4 separate regions of the Homo sapiens genome follow, and all the other regions are linked to region 1. A link is an interaction called in ENCODE POLR2A ChIA-PET data of the cell type or tissue named here. Cell type or tissue: HepG2. All regions are shown on one strand. Links, peaks and the distances in the headings refer to the core of each region. The heading gives the core; the rest is flanking DNA.

Region 1 (6,120 bases), core at 1,090-5,089:
GTAGTGAGCTGGTCTCAGCACTGAGCTTGCAGGTGGAGAAGGCGGGCCCCTGACTTTAGGGCGCTCTGGGTGGGATGAGGACAGACGTGGAGGAAAGGAGGGATCCCAGCAGAGGCAGCAGTGGATGGGGGAGGGCTTCACTGCAGGGAGAGTGAGGCTGCGCGGTGCCCTGCAGGACAGATAGGAACTCCCAGGCCTGTAATCCCAGCACTTTGGGAGGCCGAGGCGGGCGGATCACGAGGTCAGGAGATCGAGACCATCCTGGCTAACACGGTGAAACCCCGTCTCTACTAAAAATACAAAAAATTAGCCGGGCGAGGTGGCGGGCGCCTGTAGTCCCAGCTACTCGGGAGGCTGAGGCAGTAGAATGGTGTGAACCCCAGGGGGTGGAGCCTGCAGTGAGCCGAGATTGCGCCACTGCACTCCAGCCTGGGCGACAGCGAGACTCCGTCTCAAAAAAAAAAAAAAAGAAAAAAAGAAAAAAAAGGAACTCCCAGGGTGGAGCTGTGGACAGATAGGAACTTCCACAGCCAGGAAGGCCAGGTGACGTGGAGGGCCCCAGGCAGCTGGGCCAGCACGGGACGGGGCGTCAGGTCAGCGGGGCTCTTCTGTGCTGTGTGCAGCATGAGAGTCTGTACCCCACCTGTACTCAGGACCCTGCCCCCCGAGGACAAGGTCGCTTCCCTCTTGAGCACATGGGACACCACCTTCCTGCTACACTATTCCCATGCCCTTTCCACAGGCCCAGGCCACTGTTGTCATTTCGCCCTCCCCACAGTCCTAGGAGGTGGGCACTGCTGGTGCCCCATTTTACAGGTGTGGATGCTGAGCACAGAGAGGCTGAGCTGCTCGTCTGGGTCCCCCGCCTGGGATGCCACCAGTGTCCTCACACCAGCCTGCTCCTGCCCTGTGCCCATCCTCCTCCTGCTTAGCGATCCTTTCTCTTGCTAATGTGTGGGACAAGGGGCTCTCAGGGGGCCTGGCCAAGGTAGCGGGTCCCCCCACCATACTCCCAGTGCCACCCCTGGCTGCCTGGAGCTAGCTGTGCAGGGGCCCAGAAGCCCTCCCCTCCGAGGAGGTGGGCCTGTTCCAGGCTACCTTGGGCGGGCAGGGCCTTGGGTGGCCAGGGCCTCAGGAGGGACACAGAGGGCCCCACTCAAGGTCACGGGCTGCACGTTCCATGGGGCCTGGGGAAGCAGCCGAGCAGAAGGATGCAGCCCGACTAAGGCTGCCTCAGGGTGGCACCCCAGCGGTGCCCACACTAAGGGGACACTTGGCAGGGGAGGGGCTGTGGCAGGGCAGGGTCATGTCCCCAGCAGTAAGGCCAGGACAGGGCAGCCGGACCCCGACTGTGCCACCCTCAGCCCAGTGGATGGTGCATCTCACCTGGGCCTGGCCGGCTGCACTGTGGCGCCTGCCCCAGGCCAGGCTACCTTGGGCGGGGTGGGGACTGGTACTCCCCGGGGGGTGGGGGTGAGGGCGGGGGTGAGTGTGGATGAGGGCCCCAGCTGTGCCCAGCACGTCACTGGGGGCCCACAAGCTCTCAGCACAGGCTGGCGGCTGGGAGCAGCTGGCCACAGGCAGGCCCTGGGACAAAGGGCGCTTTGAGCTGCCTGAGTGCCTGCATTGCCCTCCGGCCAGCTGACCCTCCCCGGAGCCGAGGCTGGCTCTCTCTGTGGCTTATCAGGGCCGGGCCGGTGTGGAGTTGGAACAGCTGGCCCCAAAGCCCGCCAGCCGGGCTCTATGCTGTGGGGACCACTGCCCCCACAGGGAAGCGCCTGGCTCAGCACAGGCCCAGCCCTCTGGCTTCCTCGCTATGGGAGGGGGTGAGACCCTAATCCCGGGTCCCCACAGCACCCTCAGCCTAACCCCTGTGTCCACCCCTCTTCAGAGTCTCCAGGCCCCATCTTGGCCTGATGAGGCCTCATTGTCTCCTAAAAAGTGTGGGTACAGATCTCAGGCTTTTCAAGGGTGGGTGGATTCCTGGCTCCAGTGGAAGGTCCCCAGGCCTAAGTCTATGGGGGCGCCAGGGAGGCCGGCTGTGTTTCTGCATCCTTGACCCTGGCCCCTTCCACAAAGCTCAGCTCTGATCCTTCGTATTTAATCTTCATCTTCCGCCGTCTTTAAAATTAATTTTCCTTTAAAGATACTGTAGAGCAGTAACATCAGAGACACCAAAATAGACAAAAGAGATAATAGAAGAGTAATATCAGAGACACTAAAGTCCTCGCGATAAGGGTCTGCGAGGCTTCCTTTATGTTTTGCAAAAAAATCTATATATTTCATCCAGAGAGACAGGATGTGAGCGCAGCTGGTCAGAACCAGTTATTTCAGGCTGCCCTGTGATCTTTCCCACGTGATTGATTGACACAGGGACCTTCTCTAGGGTCCTAAATTATGTGGTTCCAGCAGCATGGAACTTCAAAACACATTGAACCCCAGAAAATCTTCGCTATGTTGGAGATTCGCCGGCTGATAAAAGCAAAACAATAGATAAGATGGCCAGGTCGACCTTCAGCCTTCTCGGAGAACACCGGTTCCACGGCCGGTTGCAACACGTTTGAGCCAAAGTGCGACCTTTCCCCGCTCTGTTCACTCGGAGACTAAAAATCCCAGATAAGCACCTGCTTTGCTAGACCCTTGCTGGCCCTCCGGCTTCGGGCAGGTCTCCTCTTTATGCCACTGTAACCCCACAACACCGGATACCAGCATGGGGTCGGCCTGCGGGGCCATGTGTCTCCTCCTGTGTGACCTTGAGCTACCTTGAGCTTCCATTTTCCTTCCGCACCATGCACTGATTTCCCCTGGGTTGAGGTTGAGGGTCCCAGGGTCTGTCTGCCTAATGACAAGATTTCAGTACCAATAGCGAAGCCGTCAGTGGCAGTGACTGTGCCTTAGGGTGTCCCGTTGGCATCCAGGGCCCCCCGTGAAGGATGGCACCGAGCACCATTCAACATAAGTCTTGTCAGCGTTCCGATGAAACAAGATTAGGGGAATTTTACAGCTTGCCTGTGTTTTTCCACCCAGGGCCCTTTGCACTGCCTGCTATTTGTTTTCTGTCTTCATCCTGAGAGGGCTCAAGGTCTGCATGCCATTTTGCAATTGACAAATGGCTTGTGCTTAGCTATTTCGTTGAATGCTGAACTAACAATAGTCAGTGAAGATTAAGAACTAAAGGCTCAAGGACAGCTACAGATGACCACAGCTGGAGTGCGGCAGATACTCGGGGCCGCTGGGTGGCCCTGAAGGCCCACAGAATCCTTTTGGAGACCTGACCCGCGGGAGCCCAGGTGAGCAACCGCCACGGGCCAGGGCCCCTCGAGGCACTCATTTCAGTATCAGAGAACACACATAACGTAAAATTCACCATTTCAGCCATTTCAGCCATTTCAGCCATTTCACAGCGTGCAATTTGGTGGCATTTAGTATGTTCACAAGGCGGTTCAGCCAACACCTGTCTCCGGTTCCAGAGCTTTTTCATCACCTCAAAAGGAAAACCATCCCCATTGCCCTTCTCCTAGTTCCTGACAAACATGTTCTTTTTAAACATTATGGTGAAATATAAGGCCAGGCGCGGTGACTCATGCCTGCAATCCCAGCACTTTGGAAGGCTGAGGCGGGCGGATCACCTGAGGTCAGGAGTTTGAGACCAGCCTGGCCAACATGGTGAAACCTTGTCTCTACTAATAATACAAAAAGATTAGCCGGGTGTGGTGGTGGGTGCCTCTAATCCAGCTACTCAGGGGGCTGAGGCAGGAGAATCACTTGAACCTGGGAGGCAGAGGTTGCAGTGAGCTGAGATGGTGCCACTGCACTCCTGCCTGGGCAACAGAGCAAGACTCTATCTCAAAATAAAATAAAATGGAAATATGTTTTACCATCTTAACCCTTTTTAAGATCACAGTTCCTTGCGACCATCGCCACCATCCAGCTCCAGAGCTTTTTTCATCTTGCAAAACTGATGAAAGTCTGTCCCCATTAAACACTCACTCCCTACTCCCCCTTCCCCAGCCCCTGGCGCCCATCATCTACTTTCTACCTCTGTGAATCTGATGACTGTAGCGACCTCACGTGAGTGGAAGCAGATAGTATTTGTCCTTGTGTAACTGGATCATTTCACTGAGAGTAATGTCTTCAAGGTTCCTCCATGTTGCAGCCTGTGTGAGAATCCCCTTCCTTTTTAAGGCCAAATCCTATTCCGTGGTAGGGAGGGACCACATCTTCCGTCTCCGTCGGTGCACTGAGGGACACTGGGCTGGTTCCCCTTTTTGGCTGTTGTGAATGTTGCTGCTGTGGACATGGGTGTGTATGGATCTCCTTTAAAGAGACCGGGGACAGACTCCAAAGTGGAATTGCTGGGTCATACAGTAATTCTGTTTTTTTTCTGGCATGTTATTTAAACAGACTATTTGTTAGAGCAGTTTTAGGTTCACAGCAAAATCGAGCGGCTGGTCATTTCACGCTTTAAAGGAGCTGTGGCATTCTACATCCCCCAGCAGCACACAAGGTCCCAACTTCTCCGGATCCTTGGGAGCACTTGTCACTCTGTTTGGGGTGGCAGCCACCCTAATGGATGAGAGGTGGCATCTCGTTGTGGTCTTGATTTGCATTTCCCTGATGATTAGTGACACTGGGCACCTCTCCGTGTGCCTCTTGGCCATCTGTGTATCTTCTTCACAGAAATGACTGTCCAAGCCCTTTGCCTATTTTTTAAAAATTGAGTTGTTAGGAACTTTGGTTTTTTAAATAATTTTAAAGCACACAAATAAGACACCTGAGAGCCAACTTATAACACGCCCCAGGATGGACATGGATTCACACTCATGGTAGAACAGAGCTGAGGGTGCAGTGTGGGATGGGCTGACTTGTGGCCAGGGGAAAGACCCGTGGCCTATCTTGTTTTGGGGGGCAGGGACCCAGAAACTCATTGCTTTCAGGCCTTGCTAGAAAAGCATACAGTCGAACGAGTGGGTCCGATGTGGAGTGCAGTGGCATCAGCCAAGGCTCCGAGGCGTTTCTTCCCACTTCACATGTCTTTTCTGTTGTTTCTGCGAAGGTGTCTCAGGGAGGGGCAGAACCCATGGGGTTTGGCTTCCTGACCCTGAACGTCTTTGTCCCAGGCCCTTCACTGGGTCTGGAGGAAGGAGGGTGCTGTGGTCCTGGTGGCTCTTGTGCCTGCACCCGCCTTGGGGCCATCTGACACCCACACCCTCCCTCCAGGCCAGACCCAGCTCTCCAGCTTCCCGGCTGCCCACTAGATGACCACCAAGGCAGGGCGGCTGGTGGTGCTGACGGCTCTGTGAGGCCCAGGCCTGTCTTCCCCACCTCACCCCACAGGGCTGAGACACCTCCCTGTCCCCTGGCAGGGCTGGAGGCTCTGGAGTCTCTCTTGGTTACCCTCTCTCTCCCAGGGCCACTTTTGCAGCCTGGTGTCCTTATCTCATGTCTGGGTCCCCTTTGCCAAGGGTCCTCCAGCCTTTGGCCTGCACCCACTCATCTGGCAGTAACAGGGCCACTTCCAGAACCACCACCATGCCCAGGTCATGTCTGTGCATGAGAGTGGTCAGCCCTCCATGGCAGGCCTGGCCTCACCTGCCAGTGTCCTCTCCCACACCCGAGGACACCTGTACCTTGTCCCGGGGCGGGGCTCTCTCTGCCATGGACGCCAGTCTTCCCTCCCCTAAGCTGCGGGTGACCTGACCTAGTTGAGCCTGGCTTTCCTCCTCTGTAAAATGTGAACAGAGGCCACCACCCCCATTATGTGGGTCTGTGTTTGCTCTGTGCACGTCTCGGTGCCCAGATCTGAGGCCCTTTTGTCCATGAAGCCATCTGCAGCCAGGAGGCGGCCTTGCTTTAGTCTGAAGGAGAGTGACCAGGGTAGGAGGGGCCTCCTTGTCCCTTTGGTCTGTTTGTGGTCTCAGTGGAGACCAAGGACGGCTCTTCTTCTCGTATCTACGGGGCAGAGCTCAGGGCCGCACTCCATCAGCATCCCGGGCCATTGCATCCTTGACCCCGGGGGGCTTGCAGGCACCACATAGATCTTGTGAGAGGCGCTTTGTGGGGCTGGATGATCCTGGGTGCCCCTCAGAGAAGGCCCTGGGGCTGGCCTTGTTATCAGTG
Region 2 (6,120 bases), core at 1,019-5,018, 350 kb before region 1:
GCGGCCTCTGAGAAGGGGAGCCTGATGAGGACAGCCCACGCCCTGGCTTGACCCCGGGCAGCTGCTCTCAGCAGTGCCTGCAGAATCCATGAAAATGCTGATCCCAGGCCCTACCTGTGACTCACAGTCTGCGGCCAGGCCTGGGATGTGCATTTTGCAGGAATATTCTCAGAGCTCCAGAGCTGGCAGACCAGGGTGAGCCCATGGCCTAGAAAACCAGAAGGACCGGGAGGCATTCCTCAAAGGCAGGAAGGTTTGGAATATCAGAGAAGAGGGGGATGTCCTGGTGCCCCCTGGCCTGCTGGGCACAGGCTCACATAGCCTGGGCTTCCCTGGTGTTCCAGGCAGCTGAGGAGTTTGAGGTCTGAGTGCCCTGGGGTAGAGCGGGATGGCAAGCCAGGTGCCAAGCAGAAAACGGGGTCACTCCCCCGCTGCCTGTGAGCAGCCCTGAGAAGAAGCTGGCAGCTGTCCACACCTCACGCCAAGGCTGGCTGGCCCCATGTTCCAGAAATCACCCGTCCCAGGCTGCCTCGCTCGCCGCGCTTCTCAGCCTGTCCACCTGGAGTGCTGGAGGCTGTGCCCAGTCCTGGTCCGGCATGGCCTGGCCCTTTTTCTTCCTGGTAGGGAGCTCAGCGGCTGGCCAATGGGCAGCAGAGGGGGCAGCAGACAGCCAGGGCACAAGGAGGCGGCGGCAGGGCAGGCCCAGGCCAGTGGAGGCAGAAGCCGCAAGCTGGGAGCGGAGAGGATGGCGGAGTCTGGCAAGCACCCAACAGGTGGCAGAGACAGAGCCTGGCCCGGTGGACAGTGCAGGTGGGGGGGCACCAGTGTAGACGGGCAGGGCGGCCAAATGAGAGGAGCCCAGACACACACAGAGGCAGACAGGGCCACGCTGCAAAGGCTGGAGACACTGCCAGCTCAGGACTGGGCACGGAGCGGGGCAAGGTGACCACCCTGTCAGAGCAGGGCAGGGGCCCTACTCAGGAGATGGAGAGAAGGCGAAGGGCTGGGGGACCCCCTCTGGCCCCAGGCATGGCCGGCCCCTTGCCTCATGGCCAGGCTGATGCCTTCCCAGCCCAGGCTGGGCGGGGGCCGAGCATGAATGTGGCCCCATGGCCAAGGGTAAGGCAGAGTCAGGGCCCCAGGTCACCCACCCCACAGCCACTCGGCCTTCTCTCAGGTCCCCAGACTGCCTCCTCACCCCCTGTCGGCCCACAGGCCTGGACCTCCCTCCTGCCTGCCCTCCTCCCTGCCCTGGCTGCCCACGCTCCTCTCCAGGGATCAAGTCCGCCCCAGCCACCCTGGCCCTGCTTCCCAGGGGGTGGGCTCCAGCCTTGGCACTTGCACACCTGAGGACCACGCACTCACTCCCTCCTGAGCCCATTCTGACAGGGAAAGTCCCGTAACAGGGTCCAAGCCTAGGACTTCCGCCCAGCCTGCCTGGCTCCCGCTCTGTGGACACCCGAGACCAGGGTCTCTTGTCTGTCCTGCCTGAGGTCCCTCTGTCTCATCTCCAAGACCCCAGAGGCCCCTGGAGGAGGTTTCTCAGGAGCAGAGAATGAGTATTAGTGGTAGCTATGAAGGGGTCCTAGGCCCGGCCGCCCAAACCCACTCCTCCCCAGGCAGATCTTCAGCCAGTGGCTAGGGCAGCAGGAGAGCCACTCTCACCAGCCCTCTGGCCACTGTGGCCTCTGCCCAGCTCTAACAGCCCACCCTGCTCCGCAGCTGTGCCCTTGCGTCCTGTCACAGGGGACCCCGGCGGGAAGGGCAGGGCCTGAGCCGGTCTGCGCTACCCATGGAGGTTGGCCTCGTTCTTCTTGCTGTGGTCCAGCCCCTCTGGAGCCCATGGGCCCACCTCCCAGGCCCCGTCCTGCGGGGACTCCCACCTTGGATGTGGACAGGACCTCCTGGCTCACTTCTAACCAATAGGATGAGGCAGAAGTGACAACATTGCTTCCAAGCTTAGGTCACAAAAGGACGTGGTTTTTGCCTGCTTTCATTTGATGATCTTGAAGGAGTCTGCCCTGCCCACAAGGGCTTGGCCGGGCAGCAAGGACTGCGCTCCATCTGTCTGTCCAGTCCCTCCCTGCGTGTCCCTGAGGTAGCTCCTGGAGGACAGTGGCTGGCACCTTGTCAGGGTCCACACCTGGTTGATGCAAGAAGGCACAGGTGAGCCCAGTCCACGCAGCTCCACACGGGTCAGAACCGGGCTGTCTGCTGGGCAGGCAGGTGCATCCACCTGTGTCCAATCACATTTGGAAAGTGGAAAGGGAAATGGTGGCCTGCAAAAGGCATTGGTGCCCCTCAGACCCCAGGGCCGAGGTCCCTGGGCAGCCCGGCCCACAGACCCATCACCCTGCACTGCCAGCCGAGGCTGCTGGCCCTGGGCTCAGTACTCTGGCCATGGCTGGGCTCATGTCGAGACCTCCCTTCCCCTGACTTCCATGCTCAGGGCTCCTTCGTGCAGGTCCAGGGATGTGGTGGAGGCCCGAGGTACAGGGACAAGGTTGCAGGCAGCGCTGGTGGGGCAAGTGCCAGGGCCCAGGCCGTTTCATGCAAAGACACCCACTGGAGAACGGAGGCCCTAGGTGCAGGCCCTGGCATGACCCTTTCCTTCACTGGAGGAGGACTCATGTTAAAAAGGACCTGCCAAGGGGACATAGACAGAGGAGCTGTAGATAAAAAGCTCCTGAGCCAACCAGGTTCCAGGCAGCCCAGGAGCCAAGGGGTGGGGGGAGCAGGATGCCCTGGGGACACACTGCCCTGTGCAGCCCGGCCTCTGTGCCTGGGCAAACAGCAAAGCCTCAGTGAGCGGGCTGCAGGCAAGGGAGGCCCCATGGCCCAGGGAGGTTTATGGCCTCCCAGCAGAGCACCCGGCCCCAGCAGCTGGCCTGGCCCCTGCACCTGTCCCTTTGTTTGCACAAATCCCGTCCCTAATAGTCTTAATCGCAAAGCTTTGATGACTGTGCCAGACCCTGCACAGGCCCCTGCGGACTGCGCTGAACAAACACGCCATTGTCTCCGGGTGCACCGCAGGCGACCAGTTAATGGTTAAACCAAGGGGAGAAGGATGGCAGCTCTGCCTGAGGCCAGGGTGGGGGAGCTGCCTGGCGTGGTGTGGGCACCAGCTCCCCCCACCCCACAAGGGCACAGTCGTCCTACACTGGGGCTCCCAGTGGGCAGAGAGAGCACACGGCTTCTCCCCTGTTTTAGAACTAGCCTCCCAGCAACCCTGGAGCCGGGAGACAAGTCCAGAGGAAGCTGCTGGAGTCCCCAGCAAGACACCTGCCCCGACCCCTCCACACCAGGCAGGCGCCCAGGCTGTGGGAGCTGCTCAGACGCTTGAGAGCCGGCCACTCTCTGTGTACTCCAGACCCACGGGCCAGGAGTGGGCATGCAGTTAGAGCCCCGTGAGCAAGCCTCACACAGCTGTGGGACGTCAGCAGCACAGCTGCCATGGGAAATGCCCTGGCCGGTCCACGCAGGCCGGTTACCCCCAGCACTACCGTGTGACCAGCAATCCCACCCCAGGTCTATCCCCAGAAGTGAAAGCAGGGACTCAGGCAGACACGTGCACACCCATGTTCCCGGCAGCATCACTCACCAGAGGCAACAGGTGGAAACGACCCCGGCATGCACCAACCACGAAAACGACGAGCCCAGGCCGGGCATGGTGTCTCACGCCTATAATCCCAGCACTTTGGGAGGCCGAGGCGGGTGGATCACGAGGTCAGGAGATCGAGACCATCCTGGCTAACACGGTGAAACCCCGTCTCTACTAAAAATACAAAAAATTAGCCAGGCGCGATGGCAGGCGCCTGTAGTCCCAGCTACTGGGGAGGCTGAGGCAGGAGAATGGCGTGAACCCGGGAGGCGGAGCTTGCAGTGAGCAGAGATCGCACCACTGCACTCTAGCCTGGGCGACAGAGTGACACTCCGTCTCAAAAAAAAAAAAAAGACGAGCCCACTGTGGTCTGCCTGTACAATGGAACATTATTGGGCCATGCGAGGAATGATGGACAGATGCAGGCTGCAGCATGGACAGGCCTCACCAACGCCACATTCGGTGGAAGAGGCCGGGCACACAACGCCGCGTGGTGATGGACTCCCTTTATATGAAATGTCCAGAATAGGCAAATCCATAGGGACAAAAATAGATGGGTGGCCGCCCAGGGAGGGGGGTGGTGGAGACGGGGAGTGACCGCTCAGTGACAGGGTTTCCGCCTGGGGGATGCACGTGCTCCAGAGCTAGACCGAGGTGAGGGTCGCACAGCACTGAGATCGTGCTGGATACGCTGGATTGTGCACTGAAAATAGCTAATTCTGGGTATGTGAACTTCACCTCCTTTTAAAAATGACAGCCCACTGAGACAGACACACAAACAGTGGGTCCCTGAGTGTGGGAAACCAAGACGGGCTGGGGCCGAGGCCAGGCCACAGACCCCAGTCGGGCGGCCTGGCTCACTCCCAGCTCTGCCTGGGGCTGGCCACGGCCTTGATCTGTGCCTTGATCTCCAGGTTTGTGGCCCTGAGCCTCCCGTGGCACCATCCCAGCTCCTGTTGAGCATGGCCCTCCCTGGGAGCCACTGTGGCCACACACACACTCCTCCGAGCACGTTTGTCCAGTCCATCCACTCTTTCTCACAATGTCCTGAAGACCTGCTAGGCAGCAGAAGCTGGCCCTGCTGGGGGAACGCAGGAGTGGGCAGGCTGCCCTGGCTCCTGCTAGCATGGAGCACACAGCCCCAGGGGCAACAGGCAAACCCCAGGAGACCCCCACCTGCAGCCTGGAGAGGGGTGCAGGCAGGGCATGCAGCAGGGGCCAGCCCCATCCCAACCTCCTCCAGCCCCTCCGGCCAACTGGCCTGCAGGCTATGCCGGGTGCCCTCATTGGCCTCTGGGCTTTTTCTGTTTTGTAACTGGTAGCCTTTTTTTTTTTTTTTTTTTTTTTTTTAAAGAACACACTTTAAGGTTTATAGAAAATGGAGCAGAAAGTACAGAAAGTTCCCTGATGCTCTACCCCCTGCCCAGCCCTCCCCCATGCCTGCAGTCTCCCCGTTACTGGCCTCTTGCATCGCTGTGGCCAGGAACCCATTGGACATTTTTTAAAGTCGCATACTTTTTATTGGGGCAAAAAACACATCACATCAATGTACTGTCCTAAATGTACACTGTTTTTCAATGCACAGTTCAGGGGCATTAGGGACACTCACACTGGTGTGCAGCCCTCACTGCCATCCATCTCCGGAACCCTTTCATCTTCCCGAGATGAGACTCTGTCCCCATTCAAAGCAAACTCCCCACCCCTCCCCCAGCCCCTGACACCCACTGTTCTACTTCCCGTCTCTGCGGATTTGATGACTGTAGGAGCCTCATGTGAGTGGCAGCACACAGCGTCCGTCCTTCCGTGTTTGGCTTTTCCCGCTGAGCCCCTGCCTCAGGTCCACCCCGTGACAGCGTGGGTCCGGATCCCCCACCGTATGAGAAGATCGCACTTTGCTTATCCACGCTGATGCTTTTTAAAAAACATTTCTGTTTATGTAATTGACAAATAACAATGCATATATTTATCCTGCACTACACGTTGTTTTGAAATACATCAATACTTAATTATTATGCAAAGGCCATAGTTTACATGAGGCTTGGAGCTCGGTGTTATAAGTTCTATGGGTTTGGACTAATACTACCCTGTATCCACTGTTACAGCACCCCATAGAGGGGTTCCACGGCCCCGAAATCCTCCATGCTCCACCTGTTTGTTCCTCCTGCCTCCCTAACCCCTGGCAGCCGCTGACGTTTGTCTTCATGGTTTTGCTGTTTCCAGAATGTCCTAAGGGTAGAACCCTACAGGATCCTACAATCCTTTGCAGCCTGGCCTCTTCCACATGTCGAGTTAGCGGTTTCTCCCTGTCTTTTTGTGGCCTGTAACTCATTTCTTCCACGGGCTTCTAGACAGGCTCAGTTCTCTCCCATCTTAAATACTCATCCCTTGAGTCCACAGACTGCCACACAGCTCGTGCCAACCTCTTTACTTCACATTAAATGTCTGGAAAGAGAGAAGGCCTGTCCACTCCCTTTCCCTGTCACCTCATGCCACCTCTCTTCTAACCACAGTCCAGGTCA
Region 3 (4,976 bases), core at 977-4,976, 160 kb after region 1:
TGGCCTCCATTCCCGTGCCAGGGTGGTCTGAGCGGAGAGGACAGGGGGGATCCCAGACGGATCCTGAAAACAGGCTCCGCCTTCCTCTGTGGCTCTGCCTTCCTCTTGGCTCCGCCTTCCTCCGTGGTGGCCTGAGAGGGGTGTGGTGCTGCTTGTCCGTGGTGCTCCACACACCTGCCACAGCTGCTTACCCCACTCCCTGCCGCCCTGGACAAGGTGCCCACGGCCCTGTCCCATTTACCGTTGGGGCAAGTGAGGGACGAGGAGGCTCCGCAGCCTCCCCCGGGACACTGCAACCCTCAAGACTCCTAGCAAGCCCCTCCGTCTCAGAGCCTTGGTGTCCCCATCTGTAAAGTGGGATGTGACAATACCCTTCTTGCTGAATGGGCAGGGAGAGAGGAGCTGTTAGGTGAGACCAGGTGGTACTTGGCAGCTGTGGCACGTGGAAGCCCTACACAGGCAGCCCCACACCTGGTCCGCTGTTCTGTCCTTACTGTAGCAGTGGGCCTGGAGGCAGTGGCATTTAGAGAGGACCCTGAAGTCCAAAGAGGGGATGCCAGCCTCAAACTCAGCAGCTCGAAGTAGCAACAGCCTCGAATCCCTCACACCTAGCGGTTGGCTGGGCAGGTGGACTGGTCCGAGCTGAGTGGTCTAGGATGGCCTTGCTCCCGGAGAAGACCCTTGGCAGACAGCCTCTCCTCTACTAGCTAGTGGGGCCTCACTAACCGCTGGTGGCCGCAGGGTTCCCAGCCACTCGGTGCACATGTACTCCAGCCTCTCTGTGTCCCATTTGCTCATGACATGGTGGTCAAAGCAAGTCACGGATTCCAGGGGGACCTCGGGACGAGGAAGTCACACGTTGGGGGATGTGCCGCAGGGATGGGGCATCTCAGCCTTTGTATCTGCCGTGGGCGTGGAGGCATTTACTCTTTTCACCGGGGGAGCAGAAATCAGAACATGGCTCTCTGTGTCTGACACAGAGCCCTGTACTCCATCTATGCAGCCCCCACCACCTCTGCACACAGCCCCTCCGGTGGTGCCTGGGGGCCCAGGCTTTTGATAGAGAATCACATCTGGACCAGGACGTTCTGGTAAGATCGCCAGGGGGCCGCGACAAGGAGACCAGGAAGGAAAGACAGAAAGAAAAACACGCACAGATCCAGGCTCAGATGATATACAGTCCTCCTCCCGGCTCAGGACCCCTTTGCGGTGTCACCTTTCGGCATGTAACCACTTATTCTGTCAGGGAGGAGAGCCCTCCCGCTCCACCAGGTGACGGCCCTAAATCCTCAGGAGTGACAGCGTCCTCCCGCCCGGATTGGGTTTCTGCACAGTGGAATGGAGCTGGCAGCCAGGGTCCCTGTCCCGCCAGCCCTAGGCCTCGAACCCTCCCTGGCAAGCTAACACTGCCCTTGGAGGAAGGAGGGTGGGAGGGCAAAGAGAGAGAAGTGGTGGGTGGCAGCGAGCAGGCTGTCCTGCAAGGCCGTGGCTGCACTGAGGGCAGAAGGGGCCTTGTCACCTAGGAAGGACCCCACTAGGAACCCCTTCCCGCGGAAACACAGCTTCTCCCCTTGGGTGCCATTGCAGCTGCACCCAAGCCTTGCCCTTCCCTCTCACTTCGCTCCCCAGGAGGCGACACTGTGATTGTCCTGGGCTCACAGAGGAGGACGTGGGGACCTGCCCAAGGAGACACAGGCAACAGAACCAGGGCTCAGAGTTGGGGGAAGGGGCCAGTTCACCCACAGAGGGTGGAGTCACTGGGCTGAAGCTTCTGGCCATCGTATGGAGCTGGAACAAGGCACTGGAAGGTACCAGGCCTCAGCGTTCTCAACTGTGAAATGGGAACACGGTGGTCTCTGTCACAGGGTAGAGATGACTGATCCAGTAACCTGGACAGGGTGCCGAGGGCAGGGTCTGGTGTGGCTATCAGGAGCCACTGGATTGGAACTTGGTGTGCCACCAGGGTCCCTGTCCGTTTAAGAAAAGCCTGTGGGCCCAATAGAGAAGCACAGGGTCTGAGAAGCATCAGACAATGACTCCTAAACAAGCTCACGTCTTGAAGCAGTGCTGGACCCGTTTCAGCTCCAGGGGAGAGCCAGGGCAGGGTGGGGCAGGCACGGATTCCTGACGTGGAGACAGGAGGAAGCCGACGGCCATCTGTGCTCAGACCCAGTGGTGAGCCTAAGACAAGTTCCCAGAATCCATCCGGGACAGACGGCTGGACTTGTGAAACACTCCAGGGTCGGGGGCTCAGCCACGGGACCAGCGCTTGCCAGAAATGTTCCCAGCTTTTTTGAGTTCGTGAGTGGCTGGTGGATACTTAGTGGTTTGGCTTTCGGGTTCCTGCCTTCCAAAACAGGAGAGGCAACTTGGCCTGCTTTTTCCTCAGAAGAGCCCACTTTTTGCGTGGAGGTGACCTGCCATTTGTCCGGTTGGGGGTCCCCAATCGTCTTCGAGCTACTGATATAGAACCTCTGCGTTTAGCTGTGGTTTAGGAAGTGCATTCACGTGAAGTCGCCAAGTTCAAAGGGCTGCCCCTGGAACCCAAGTCAGACTTGCCCTCGCCCCCTTCCCGAACGTACCCTTTCCATGAGGCTGGGCGCCCTGCCCTGCCTTCAGTGCCAAAGCCCCAGGCCCACAGGCTGTGCACTCCAGCCGAGGGCAGCCTGGGGAAGGTACGAGAGATCACTGGGCTTTGTGAAACCTGTCAGCTTGTGTGAAAGCTATCTCCCCCAGGCCCCACCCCCGCCCCCACCCAAAGCACAGGTCACCTGCCTGGTTAATCATCCTGGGCTCTGAGAGCTCCCTGGGGCCCCACAGGCCAAGCGTTTTCTGACTTGGAGAGGCAGGAGGCCAACTCCCCGCTCCTCAGATTCTGCTGAACTAACTGAAACCCTAACCTTCGGGCTTCCCCACTAATTTGTGATAAGGCCTCGCCAAGAAAAACAGCAGGCTAAAGACCCCTGATTTCTTCATGAATTCCAGAGCACTTGGTTCACTCCGGCAGAGAAGGGGCCCCAGGCAGCCATGCATACAGAGCCACCTCTGCGTGGGTGAAGGGCTGGGGACGGCCTCTTGGGAGCCCACTAAGGAGGACCACCTGCCTGCTCCAGGCAGATTGCTTCCAGCTGGCCAGGGCAGAGGAGCAGGCCAAGGGTGGGTCCCGGGCAGTGGCCCAGAGAAGCTGAGCTCGCTCACGAGATGTGTGCTGACGTGGCAAGATGGGCGGGAGTCTTCATGAAGGAGTGGCTGCCTGGCCCCCTGACCTGAGGATCCTAGGGCCCCTGGATGGGTTTGGGGGAACTGCAGCATCCTCAGATCACAGACGGTGTGTCGAGTGAGGGTGGTGCTCTTCCTGGGCCAGCAGTAGGTTTCCAAAAGGGCACAGACACAGCTCAGGAGATGGATGCTGCCCTGTCAGAGTGGGGAAACTGAGGCCCCAGGCGGAGACACCACCCACTGCAGGTTCCAGCCGTCCCCCACCCCACCCCTGCCCCACCATGGCTGATGTGAGGGAGGTGGCCAGAAGTCCAGAGGGACACTGGGTGGGACCCCGGTGAAGATCTGGTGGACTGAGGCCAGAGAAAAAGGGGATGACCCATTCCTAGCAGGGAGGAATAGTAGTTTATATTTTCCCCCAAAATTTTATTTTTCTGCATTGGCCTGAATAGGAGCTGACTTTAATACGGGGGAAATAGTGATTTTAAAGCCGGCTTTCCCATGGAATGTGCTTCTCCTGTGACTGTGCCCATCTCCTCACTGCTTGGCAGAGAGGTATCCCCCGTGCCCCACTGGCATGGGCGCCAGGTCTGCCCTTCCAGAGGCCCCTCCCAAGTAGCTCCCAGCAGAACACTTGAAGCCCAAAAGCAGTGAGAAAGGGAACACATTTGCCTCCAATCCTGACTCTCCAAGCCCTGTCCCTGCCCCCAGGTGAAGGGTTGGCCCTGGGCATGGAGGTCGGCAGCAGGGAGGGGACACTTAAGCCACTTGGTTGGGGGTTTGTGCTATGCCCTTTCCTCTGCCCTGTTAGGTTTGCTTCTACCTCTTAGGTCCTGTGATATATCTGCCCCTGTAGGAGCGAGACAGACATAAGCCAGATTTCAGGAAGGAGCAGCCATGGGGCAGTGGGGCTCTGGAGCAACAGAGGCCTCAAAAGCTCAGCGTCTACAGATGTTAGGGACAAGGAGGCAGCTTGGGGGATGTGCTCAGGCCCTGGAGGCAGACACATCAGGGTCTGAATCCCAGCTCAGGGGCCCAGGGCAGCTCAAGCCCTCTCTGAGGTTCTGTTTCTTCATCTGTAAAACAGGGACAATCACGGTAGCTACGTGTGGGGCGCAGGACGGCACCCAAGGATCATTCCTGTGTGAGTCAGGTGTCAGGGACCACCAGGCCTTGTGCAGGAACATGGGGTAGTGTCCCTGGGGGAAATCCTACCCCAGACTCGAGGAATAAAGAGGAGGAGGAGGTTGCCTGAGCTTAACAGAATGATGGCTGTCTGACATGAGGCTCACAACTGGCCCCAGCAGCTCCACGGCAGGGAGCAGGAGCAGACACCCCGGATCCGCTCTCCTCCCTCCTTGCCTCCTGCCAGGGGTCCAGTTGGCTAGACCCAATCTGAAGCCCTGGGCCAGGAGCTTGTGGACATAACCTGCAGAGATCAGCCTCCTAGGGCAGAGTGAGCTGAATGGAGAAGGGCTGTATGCAGAAGGGCGAGCAGACAGAGCCCAGGATTCCACAACGGTGTCGATGTACAACACCAAGCACCTGGCCTGGTGTGGGCTCGTCTTGCACTATGAAGGGGCAGGGACGTGGCCAGGCATTCGTTCCTCTGTGGGCACTGTGGGGCTTTGCTGTGGAGGCAGAGGGAGCATCTGATGGCCCCCGGGGCCGCGCTAGTCAAAGCGCTTCATTTCCATCATATGTGGTGCAAAATCTAACCCTCTTACCCTGCGTGAGGTTCATGTGACCGCTCCCGC
Region 4 (6,120 bases), core at 1,239-5,238, 130 kb after region 1:
GAGAACACCACACTGAGGCTCTGCCTCTGGTTGCCCTGCTCTGGGTGATGAGGTAGAGGTCACACAGCCAGGCCAGTGGCCCTAGTGTCAAGGTTCCACACCACAGCCTCATAGCAGCCAGTGCTCGCTCACTGAGGCCAGGCACTCATCTTGTGCTGTGCCTGGGTGAGCTCTGGACCTGCCTCCTAAACATAGGGCTGCCTGCTTCGTTCATTTCCACACACCACGTGCCTAGGCCCAGCTGGGGCTGGCATACAAATTGGGTGGCCCGGCTCTGAGCTGCTGCTGGTTACTGTGGCAGTTTCCACCTATACCACACCTATATACTTGCCCTCCCCCACACACAGCCCACCTGGCCCATCCCACAAAGAGAGATGGCACTCCAGGTGGAGAGGGCTGGGCCAGAGGTCATGCAGCAAGGTCAGGTTGGAAGCTGAGGTGGGGCTAGGGCCACCCCACACAGGCCTGTCTCACAGGCTGTCACCCACTGGGCCTAGGGCTCTGAGAGTAGGGGTCTGATCTGGAGAGCAGGGGAGCCTGCAGGTCCCTGGGTTGGAATCCTGGAGCCCTGGGCTGCAGGGTTTTGAGGGGCAGTTACCTCCTCCTCCCCGGTGGCACATCCGGCCTGGAAGTTGGGTAGTCTGGCCCAAGGCCTGCCCTGGTGTGAAAGCCTGAGACCCTAAGGAGAGCTACAGGTGGCTCAAGGGCCTGCTCCTCCTCCTTTTCTGTGCAAACAGCTCAGCTTGCTGACTTTGATGCAGTGGTTTAGGCCAAGCTTTGAAGTCAGCCCTTGGAGGACGTTCCTATCAGCCTTTGCACAGATATCTCCCACTCCAACCCTAAGACTCAATGCCACCTCAGGACTGCCCCTATCCGCAGAGCTTGAGGCCTTTAGGTCAGCCTTGGGAAGAGGTGCTTGAGTGGGGTGGAAGAAGCCCACTCTTGGGAAATGGGGAGCATAGGGGAGGAGGAAGACACTGCCTTGGAATGACACTCCCAGAGACCTCTGCTCTGCCTACCTGCATTCTGCTGAAGGTTTTGGGTCACCTTGTTTTATGGTCCCTGTCCCAGCATGAAGCTTGCACAGGAAGAACAGAATGAATGATGTGGAAATCTGTTAGCAGTGGTGTCTTCTAGATTCTCAAGGATCCGGGTATTTTAGGAACAAAACAAGCCAGCAGGTGCAGAGGTCACAAGCCTCCTGAGAGGGCCAGGGCAGAGTGAGTAGCTGCAGGGGCAGCTGTCCTTTGCACCTGGGCCTAGAGTGCCAGAGACTTAGTCTCATTTGTTTACAGGAGACTGATGGGTTCCTGAGCAGCCTAGGAGGGGAGGGGAAGCACTGCGTTCTCAGTGTGGTGCTTGGCCCTCCCAGGTGCCTGGTTGTGGCCTGCCACTTAGCACCCACCCCTGCCTATCCAGCCCCATCCCTGGGGAAGGTTCCCACCTGCTCCAACTTCTGGTACTCCCAGGCTGCCTCACCCAACGATGACAGTGACTAGCCTCAGAGCCTGGCTGCTTGGAAGACCTTTGCCCAAGCAGAGAACTGTTGAGGAAGGTGAGCCTTCCGAGGGCCAGCCCTGCCTCTCCTCCCCTCTCCTAGCCTGCTTCTGTCTGGGCTGAAGGCACAGCAGGGACAATCGCTCTTCCGGGGTTAGAACTGGGGGAGCAGGGACAAAAAGCGGGCAGCCCTCCCCAGCATGACAGGATGTGGAAGGCTGGTCTCTCCAGAGACTGGGCTAAACTCTGCTGTGTCAAGTGCCTGGTGACCTCAAGCAAGTCATTCCATGTGGCTGAGCTGCTCCTTGCTGCATCTGCACATATGTGTAGTGTCTTCCTCCCTGTAGGATTGTCACAAGGATTAAATGATGTCAAGTCTGAGGCTGCCCTGCAGCTGCTGTTTCCACTACTTGGCATGGAACATGTGCCAGACCAAAAGAGCTATCTCTCTCCCTGCGAAAGGCTGGGGTCCTGGGAGCTAGAGCTGGGTTAAGATAAGAGCAGAGACTGGGTCCTGGGAACAGCCACTGGGCCCAGTCGGGGGGGTCTCAGCACCTATCACAAAGAAAGTGCCACTGGGCCTAGGGAAGGACAAGAAGTAACATGTCAAAGATGGGACAGAACCCACCTCCTGGCAGGGAGTGGGGCACACATATGTGCATGTTCATATATGTGTCAGAATGCGTATTTGTCAGTGTATGTGTGTCAGTGCACATAGGTATAGGGGCTGTCTCTCAGAATTCCTGAGGGCTTTCCATTTGATCCCAGTGGTTGAAGATGGAGTATGATCCCAAATCCCTTAGGTGGATGTGGCCTGGCAGGGGGTCAGCAGGAGGGAGGTCCCTGTCTCCTTGGCTTCCAGCTTCCAGGCTCTGGCACTCCCACTGTTAGGAACAGGTACCTTTAGGGACACAGGAGTGTAAGCCACTGTTTCCGTCTGGGTTTTGTCATGTGTAGGTCCCAGCGGCTTTAAGCCAACCTGAAAGGTTCATTTGGGAGTCACGGGTATGTGTCAACAAAAGCCCACCAGACCATCAATGAAGTGGGCAAAAGCTCTGGGTGAACTCTTGGCTCAGGTATCAGGATATGCTGGGTGAGGGAAATAATGGAGGCACCTTTGTTCTAGATGCCTGCAGATTCCTGACAACAGTAGGGGTGGAGGCTGTGCAGACCTGGTGCAGAGTCTGTGCTGGCCTCTGGCCTCTCACAGCCTTGGGAGGGGTGCTCAGAGCTCAGCTGTGTTTAAAAATTAGCAAGTGGAGGAGTTAGAGGATCTGCAGTTAACCCCTTGAGTCTCGGAAGGCTGTTTGAGCCACTAATCAGGAAGGAGAGCTGACAAGAAAAAGGCGATGTCTCACCCCTGAGCTACAATCCACTGCACTTACAGTGACCACCCATCCTGACATCTTGGGCTCAGGCCTCTGGGTCTGGGCATAGAAGCCCAGGAACTGCTGTCTGTGGGGAGTCCACTGAAGCTCCCTGCCCCCACTGAGTCTCTGATGTTGACAGCCTCTTTGTTTTTTCATCTCAGCCTATTCAAGGCCATTTTTCAGCTTGCTTGGCTTTGCATTAAAGTTGGGGGGATTTCTCTATCCTGAGGTTATGAAATACCTCAGCAAGGACGAGGCCTCCCTGAGGGAGTCAACCTAGCTTGTTCCCTGCACGTACTGTGGGGAGGTCCTCTTTACCGCCACAGTTCCAAGGGTGAAACAGAGAACCAGGTGGGGAAGGGGTCTCTCCCCATCTGTCCAGGGGAGAGGCAGCCCACAGGGAGCCACACAGGCAGGGGACATTCCACTAGGGCCATTTGCAGGCCAGTGGCCATCCACTGCCAGCAATCAGAGAATCACAAGCACTGGATCCAATGTGACCTCTGCCAGGACCATGACCCCTAGGTCCTCTTTTCCATCCCTCCAGTTCTCCTGGCTTTCTTGCCATCTTTCTGGCTCTATCCTCAGTCTCCTTGGCAGGTTTTCCCTTCTGGCATGGCCACTAAATGCCAGTGCCTTTCTCTATGCAAACCATTTCCCTAAGCTGTTCCCTCAGCACCAAGGGCTTCCAGACCACCTGTGAGGCCCTGACCCCCCAAATGTCTCTCCAACCCAGCCAGACCCACATTCCAGTCACCTGCCCCCACCTCCTCTCCACAGCCTCCATCATTTTATAGCCCACTCTACTGAAGGCCCCTGTCCTTTCAGTGTCACCCATCCTTTCAGTGGCACAAGTCAGAAGTTCTGGGGTCATTTCCGATACACCCGCTTCCTCACCACCTGCCCATCACCTCAAGCCCATCACCAAGCCAGGCTTACTTCACCCATCCATAGTTCTAGAGGTTCCCTGCTTCCCTCCATCCCTATTGCCACTGTCCTGATAGGCCACCATTTCTCTGTACTGCAGGCATCTCCTAACTGGCATTCTCACATCCCCTGCCCCATTCCAATCAATTATCTACTCAGTGGACAGACATCCTTTCAAAGTTTAGAGACCTGTGGGTCTTGCTTAATCCTGCAGCTGCCTTTCTGGTAGTTCAGATGCTTGGCTTCTTTCCATCCCAGGTGCTCACAGGCTCCCTACCACCAGAGGGCCCTTGGCCTGCCCCTGCCACTTTCCCCAAGGGAGTTTTTCAGACCCCAGGCTAGTTCCAGTGGGTTCCTGCTATACACCTGCTGTGCTCCCAGGCCTCAGCACTCCCCTCAGGGTGCAAACGGTCCTTCAACATTAGTTAGTCTTTCTCCCCTTTGTCCACTAACCCTGGGAGGGTAGGCAGGTCCCTGCTCCTATCAAATCCCTCCCTCTGGGCCAGGGTCTAGTACCTGCTGAGTGTTTGACAAATATTTCTTGAATGACTGCATCCCTAACATGAGGCAATGATCATTCCCCTGCCTGTTAGACATAATTCACTGCCTGGGAAGGCACTGTGCTGTGTAGATGCAGCAAGCTGGCTAAAATCAACTGTAGCATGGCCTATGTCCCAAGCAGGTTGTCCTGCCCATACGCTCAATAATGAGGCCCACTGAACTCTCCTGGTTTCCAGAAGCCTCATAAGCAAGCACGCTCAGTGAAGGAACAGGAAGTCCTTTCTGGAGCAGGGGGAGAGAAAGGCATCCAGTTAGCCATAGAGGGGAATGGCTCCTTACTCTTTAAGAGTCATTTGCCCCAAGACTACTTTCTGTCAATCACCAGATAGCCCTCAGTCTACACTCTGTGATCCACTCATGAATATCTGGTCTGGCTCTGCGTTCCAGTCAGACCCTTTTCTGAGAGGACCACAAGTCATAGCCCAGGGCTACCTGTACAGCTACCAGGCTTAACAACTCAGATGCACACCCTCCACAACTGCTCTTAGCACCCACAGGCCTGGGCCCTCTCTCCCTGCCCTGAAGCCAACCAGACCCTGGGTGGGGGCCGAGTCTGGCCAAGCAGCAGTGTGTGGAGCTGGGCCTGGGCCTAAGCTGGGAATAAGCTTGTTTTGCCAGGCGCTGGCCCCCCATCGAGTCCCCATTCTCTAATGCTAATTGCTACAATTAGCAGGAGAAAGGCCTTTTAGATCCATTTCTTCTCCTGGCTGAGGCCCGGGCTGCTAGGGAGGTTGAGCCCAAGGCTTTTCGGAGGAGCAGGGATTCTTCCATAAATGAGGCCACATTTAAATTGCAAACAAGAGCTTCGCCCAGCCGTAGGAAAGGCTCTGGGAGAAAGGCTTTTAGTTCCGCAGACAGAGCAGCCAGAGACTGGGTGCGCTCCAGCCTCATGGGCCTTCCTGGCTGGTGTGACTGGAACCCTGGGTTATACAGGCTCCTGCCAGTAACCTGGACATGCTGGGGCCGGCCAGTTCAGAGGAGCATGGCACAGGCTGATAAAGGCACCGGAAGGAAAGGCAGTATTAGAGGCCACCCCTTGCCCTCCCATCCAGGCCTGCTCTGAGGGAAACCCTACTCGTCCTCCTCCTGGAGTGTACTGCAAACCTGGATCCGGTATCCGCTGAGAACCACTCATTCATCAGTCTGCACTAACTGGAGAAGGTGAGCAGGCCCAGCCCGGCCTCTCTAGGCCACCTCCAACTTGGTCAAGCCACAGGTGCCCATGCCATAGATGGCTGAGGGACGGCAGCTGACACGTAGTTCCAACTAAACCTCTGGGTGGCAGCCCATAGGTTGTGGGACTGGAAGTGCTTGCCAAACAAATTATACTGCTGACCAGGGAAGAGGGTACTCTGATTGGCCAGGCCTGGGCCAGGGTCTTTCTCACCGAGGTGGTGAGGCTATAGGTGTTAGATGTGGCAGGATGCAAGCCAGGGCCTGCTGCCTTTAAAGAGCCACAGCAGAGACACCATCCCAGTCCCAAGAGCTGTTCTAAGGAAGTGGTTGTCATCTGCGGTGCCCCCCAGGGGACATATGGCAATGTCTGGAGATATTTTTGGCTATCATGACTATGGGAGAATTACTAATATCAACTAGGTAGAGACCAGGCAGGGTGCTAAACATCTTACAATATAAATGACAGCCCCTCACAACAAAGATACATCCTGTCCCAAGCATTACCAGTGTGGCTGGCTAAGAAACCCTGGTTGCAAGGGGTCAGATTTTGACATGCTATTTGCTTTCTCACTGAGTTGTGAAAATGGAG

Evidence for each region. Peaks named below come from ENCODE experiments on the same cell type or tissue, not always from the same donor. Only the 100,000 strongest peaks of a DNase experiment are listed, where the experiment ranks them.
Region 2: POLR2A ChIA-PET joins it to region 1 with 5 read pairs; 2 of 35 experiments call an interaction of 5 or more read pairs at or near these places.
Region 3: POLR2A ChIA-PET joins it to region 1 with 6 read pairs; 2 of 35 experiments call an interaction of 5 or more read pairs at or near these places.
Region 4: POLR2A ChIA-PET joins it to region 1 with 13 read pairs; 1 of 35 experiments calls an interaction of 5 or more read pairs at or near these places.

What each region holds. Positions count from the first base shown.
Region 1 is chr11:2,560,747-2,566,866 of GRCh38, forward strand. All of the region lies in intron 2 of KCNQ1 (potassium voltage-gated channel subfamily Q member 1), which reads left to right. Among named protein-coding and RNA genes, the nearest start is that of KCNQ1, 120 kb to the left of the region's middle. RefSeq lists an enhancer at 125-908 and a silencer at 5,753-6,047. In HepG2, for the core only: a CTCF peak has its summit at 3,238; DNase peaks (open chromatin) are centred at 1,147, 1,615, 2,505 and 3,105.
Region 2 is chr11:2,208,326-2,214,445 of GRCh38, forward strand. No RefSeq gene overlaps it. Among named protein-coding and RNA genes, the nearest start is that of MIR4686, 38 kb to the left of the region's middle. RefSeq lists an enhancer at 4,088-4,658. In HepG2, for the core only: no CTCF peak of the experiment used is centred there; DNase peaks (open chromatin) are centred at 2,966 and 4,556; H3K4me3 peaks cover 344 bases.
Region 3 is chr11:2,723,040-2,728,015 of GRCh38, forward strand. The region is part of intron 11 of KCNQ1 (potassium voltage-gated channel subfamily Q member 1); the gene reads left to right. Among named protein-coding and RNA genes, the nearest start is that of KCNQ1OT1, 26 kb to the left of the region's middle. RefSeq lists enhancers at 1-792, 793-1,692, 1,868-2,863. In HepG2, for the core only: no CTCF peak of the experiment used is centred there; a DNase peak (open chromatin) is centred at 2,762; H3K4me3 peaks cover 408 bases.
Region 4 is chr11:2,688,458-2,694,577 of GRCh38, forward strand. The region is part of intron 11 of KCNQ1 (potassium voltage-gated channel subfamily Q member 1); the gene reads left to right. It overlaps KCNQ1OT1 (KCNQ1 opposite strand/antisense transcript 1), which reads right to left. Exons shown (of 1, transcript NR_002728.4): 1 at 1-6,120. Among named protein-coding and RNA genes, the nearest start is that of KCNQ1OT1, 8.5 kb to the right of the region's middle. RefSeq lists enhancers at 1-818, 4,414-5,281. In HepG2, for the core only: a CTCF peak has its summit at 4,085 (motif pointing right); DNase peaks (open chromatin) are centred at 3,004, 4,194 and 4,324; H3K4me3 peaks cover 763 bases.